2 separate regions of the Homo sapiens genome follow, and region 2 is linked to region 1. A link is an interaction called in ENCODE POLR2A ChIA-PET data of the cell type or tissue named here. Cell type or tissue: B cell. All regions are shown on one strand.

Region 1 (2,500 bases):
GCAATGACTAGCTCATCTAGTAATAATATCTCTATAAACCAACAATTTATATATTTCAACTCCCTTTTTAAAAACATTGATATAATTCACACACCATAAAAATCATCTGTTTGGGCTGGGCACAGTAGCTCATGCCTGAATCCCAGCACTTTGGGAAGCTGAAGTGGGAGGATGGCTTGAGCCCAGAAGTTTAAGACCAGCCTGGGCGACACAGCAAGACTCCATCTCAAATTTTTTTTAAAAATTTATAAAAATAAAGAAAAATCACCTTTTTGAAATGTGCAAGTATTTTCTAGTACATTCACAAAGTTGTGCAACCATAATCCAGAACATCTTCCATATATCCCACATCCATTACAGTACCTTTCCATTCCCACATTCTCCCAGCTCCTTCCTGTCAGCTACTAATCTACTTCCTGTCTGTATGGATTTGCCCATTTGGACATTTCACGTAAATGGAATCACATATTTTGTGGCCTTTGGTGTCTCATTTCTTTCACTAACGTGTTTTCAAAGCTCAGGTATGTTAAAGCATGAATCTGTACTTCATTCCTTTTTATGACTGAATAATATTCCATTTTAAGAATATACCACATTTTGTATGTCAATTTATCAACTGATGGATATAGCGTTTATTTCCAAGTTTGGTTATTATGAATAATGCTGCTATAAATGTTCTCACCCACTTTTGAGATACATGCAAAAAGTTTTGAAGTCAGTGCAAATCACAGAGCAAAAATCTCTGAAGTCAAACTAAGTGATGAAACAATTTGAAGTAGTCATACCTTCTTCCTTAGGTAAAGGCTGCTCTTCTGAGTTTATTCATTCTACATTAAATATCATCTGGACAAGTGAAACTGAAAAAAAAATCTCATCTACCCTTGCAAACTACAAATAAAAAGGAAGGACAACGAAATAACAAAGAAAGCTACAAAACAATATTCTAAGTTTCTTACACTGAGCTGATCTGCTTCTAAAAAAAAACTACACAAAGTAATTTGTTAAAATAAAATTACAAATTAATAATTAAAGCATAGAACATACCAAATATACTTATACCAAAAATGTATTTTAACAGTTTGAGCTGTTTTCATTAAGCACTATGGCAAAAACTTCTGCTAAATATCAAGGAATAACCTGATGTATTGGAAAACAATCTCCAAATATTTGTTTTATAAATAAAACAATCATATCATCCGAAATGACCAAATCTACTAATTAGAGATTAAATATCTTATATAGTCTCACTTAGAATAAAGTATCCTATATATTTGAGAACAAAAATTAATTTTGTTGATTTGTGATTTGAAGCATTTTGATAAAGAAAATCTCCTCAAATACCTGCCTGAAATAGTTTCAACTCAAATCATACACAATGTGGCCAAAACCCATTACAACTAAAATAAGAGTTTGCAATTTATCAATTCAGTAACAGACAAGCCAATATTTATGTTTGCTTTATAACAAAGGACAACAAAAATGTTACCAAAAGAATGCAAAATTATTCCTCTATAAATAAGTGGCATGTTCAAAATATTCCACCAAAGTAAATACAGCATTCAAAAAGACAAGACGTTTTTTTCAGATTGTGAAACTACAGCAATTTTCAGAAAACAAATAGTGTTTTACTATATACTAAATATACTTTTAAAACCACCAAATTGTACCACTGTATTATTAACATTAGAATTTTCTGAATCTATTTTTTTAACCCAGTTTTACTTACCAGTTAGGAAAATTAACAGTATGCAATGTCTTTTTTCCCCCTAGAGGACGTTTACAGGAGAATTCTGTGTTTAAAAATCTACTTTTAATAAGCTCCTAAAAGGAAGTTTTCACTTAAAAAACATAAACAGACCAATTAGCATTCTGTAATTTCTTTCTGCTCTAATTTTCAGCTACATATTTAAACCAATGACATCTAGTCTATTACATTTATAGAATATCAAATATACTCTGTGCCTAATTTTTAATTCAAATTCAATAAATATTTATTGAGTAGTCTACTACATGCCTAACACTATGCTAAGTGCAGGGGAAAAAAAATAACCATTTTGGTTTTTCCTATCTTTCTCCTTGTCCTTATGGCCTATACATACAATCACTTGATGAAAAATGCCAGCAGGGGTGTACTACCCTAATTTACTATGCACTTGACTTAAATTTATACTTATGGACTCTAAACTCAAAATTCAAATAAATACCAACTATGAAAAAGAATCTACAAGAATATGTTTTTCTGTAGGGCACTCATCATTGAGGGGTAAAATTTTTCTCATATGCATCATGAAGGAAGATCCTTTTTCCATGTTGTTGGCAAAACTGTCAATCATCTTGATGAGCAGCAAATAAATGAATGCCCAATGATGGGATTCTGTATTATCCTTAAAAAAGAAATCCATCAACTCAACATCAACAGGTAAATGTTTATACTCGACAGCCATCAATTTCAACTATCCATGCAAAGAGACAGGTGAGCTGGACTGGTAAACCTCGAAAT
Region 2 (2,500 bases), 73 kb after region 1:
TGGGAGTACTGCCATCTTAACAATATTAAGTTTTCTGATACATAACCATGGAATTTCATGTTAAGTTAGGTCTTTTTAAATTTTATTCAGCAGTTTTATACTTTTCAGTGTACATGTCCTTCACCTTTCTTGATGAATGGTCTGATCAAATGCATTCCTGAGAGATGCAAAACTTGCATAAACCATAAAATTCTATATCCCAATCAGAATAAAATTCCTAAGAATTGTATTTGATTCTTCTGGATGCTATTATGAATGGAATTTTTTTTTAGGATTGTTCCTTGGTGATGTACAGAAACACAACTGGTTTTTGTGTGTTGATCTTGTACCCTAGAAATTTGCTAAATCAATTTACTAGATCTAATAGATTTTTTGTGTATTCCTTGGGATTTTCTATATGTAGAGTCCTGTGTTCTGCAACTGTAAATATTTATTTCTTCCTTTCCAATTTGGATGACTTGTGATTCCAAATGATGACAGTGTTTTACTTTTTCTTTCCAAGATGCTCTGGCTAGGACTCCCAGTACCATGTTGAGTAGCAGTGATGAAAGCAGGCATCCTTATATTGTTTCTGATCTTAGGGGGAAAGCTTTCAGTCTATCACCATTAAGTTTGAAAAGCTTCCTTATCTTTTGGTCTTTGGTTGGGGTTGGACAATAGGCAGCATGAGCTAAATTTAGGAGGACAGGAGGGGAATGAAGTCACACCGTTGGTGTGCTGGCTCCCTCTCTGCTGCGTCTCCATGAGTTGATTGCGTTCCTCTACAAAAGACCACAGCTCCTGTCAGGTGACCTTCTTCATACAGCCACTCCCTTCCTTCCTGGCCCTTTTAGGTGTAACTAAAAGGTGAATGCTCCCTGCAATGGCTAGCCCTAGGGTGCCATACCTTGTTGTCTTCCCTGAGTTCTGCCCACCCCTCTGTAAACTGTCCCTTCATGAAACTACTCAATTCTTCATTCAGAATGTACACCTGTTTCCTGCAGAGACTCTAATTCAAAGACTTAACAGTGAGTAAATGGGCACATCTCTCTGGACTGAAGTCAGCCTGCAGTGGTCCAGCAACACTCCAAAGTGAGTGAGGTTTTAACAACCACCTTACAGTCTTTTCTGGCTTTTGAACATATATAAGTCTGTGACTGGGTATGCGGTAGGAGGAGTTTGGTGAGAACAAGGAAGAGAACTTGCTGCTTTTCATGTCAGCTACGTGTACCTTAGAGATGCAACTTGCATAAACTGTAAAATTCTGTATCCCAATCAGAATTGCTGAATCAAAGATTTGGAACTGCAACTTCTTCAAATGGGAAGACAAATATTTCCTCCACCTTTGCTTCTGATTCTGCTCATCATCCATTGTTAGTATCCCAGATTAGAATCTGATTGGGACATGCTGGCTGCTTGAACTTTGGGGCTTATTGCTACCAAATATTCGAGCCCAGCCCAACTTTTGTTTCATAACTGCCTCTACCCCAAGGCCTGATGGAACCCACCTCTTTTGGCCCAAGGAAACTCACATGCTGGCAACATTTGTGTACTGTATTCATTTCCTAGGGCTGCCCACAACAAATTACCAAAAAGTGGGGTGACTTAAAACAGCAAGAATTTCTTTTCTCACAGTTTTGGAGGCTAGAAGTCCGAGATCAAGATGTTGGCAGGTCCATGCTCTCTGATGGCTTTAAGGAAGAACCCTCCCTGCCTCTTCCTGGCTTCTGTAGGTTCTTGGCAATCCTTGGTTTGTAGATGCATCACTCCAACCTCTGCCTCTGTCATCACATGGCTACATCTTCTTCCTGTGTGTCTTATTCTTCCTCCCATGAGGCCATCAGTCATATTGAATTGAGAACCCATCAGGCTGGGCATGGTGGCTTATGCCTGTAATCTCAGCACTTTGGGAGGCAGAGACACATGGATCACCTGAGGTCAGGAGTTCGAGACCAGCCCGGCCAACATGGCAAAACCCCGTCTCTATTAAAAATACAAAAATTAGCTGAGTCTGGTGGCATGTGACTGTAGTCCTGGCTACTTGGGAGGCTGAGGCAGAAGAATCACTTGAACCCGGGAGACAGAGGTTGCAGTCAGCCGAGATCGAGCCACTGCATTCAGGCCTGGGCAACAGAGTGAGACTCTGTCTCAAACAAACAGAAAAAAGGATCCATCATATCTTAACTGATATCTGCAATGACCCTGTTTCCAAATAAGGTCATATTCTGAGATACTAGCATAAGGATTTCAACATTCCCTTGGAGGGACACAATTCAACTCATAGCAATATATATTTATCATTTGCAAGGACTTGCTTCTCCCTGTCTGACTCATTCCACTACTAGAAGAGAAAATCCTACTTATAAAATAGAAGGTTAGAGGCTGGGCGCAGTGGCTCACACCTGTAATCCCAGCAATTTGGGAGGCTAAGGCTGGTGGATCACGAGATCAGGAGTTCAAGGCCAGCCTGGCCAAGATGGTGAAACCCCGTCTCTACTAAAACTACAAAAATTAGCAGGGC

What was found. ChIA-PET counts read pairs that join two places held together with the same protein. Peaks named below come from ENCODE experiments on the same cell type or tissue, not always from the same donor. Only the 100,000 strongest peaks of a DNase experiment are listed, where the experiment ranks them.
Region 2: POLR2A ChIA-PET joins it to region 1 with 5 read pairs; 6 of 35 experiments call an interaction of 5 or more read pairs at or near these places.

What each region holds. Positions count from the first base shown.
Region 1 is chr9:37,179,597-37,182,096 of GRCh38, reverse strand. The region is part of intron 2 of ZCCHC7 (zinc finger CCHC-type containing 7); the gene reads right to left. The region is part of intron 1 of LOC105376033 (a long non-coding RNA gene); the gene reads right to left. Among named protein-coding and RNA genes, the nearest start is that of ZCCHC7, 60 kb to the right of the region's middle. In B cell, no CTCF peak of the experiment used is centred here; no DNase peak of the experiment used is centred here; H3K27ac peaks cover 798 bases.
Region 2 is chr9:37,106,196-37,108,695 of GRCh38, reverse strand. No RefSeq gene overlaps it. Among named protein-coding and RNA genes, the nearest start is that of ZCCHC7, 13 kb to the left of the region's middle. In B cell, no CTCF peak of the experiment used is centred here; a DNase peak (open chromatin) is centred at 974; H3K4me3 peaks cover 997 bases.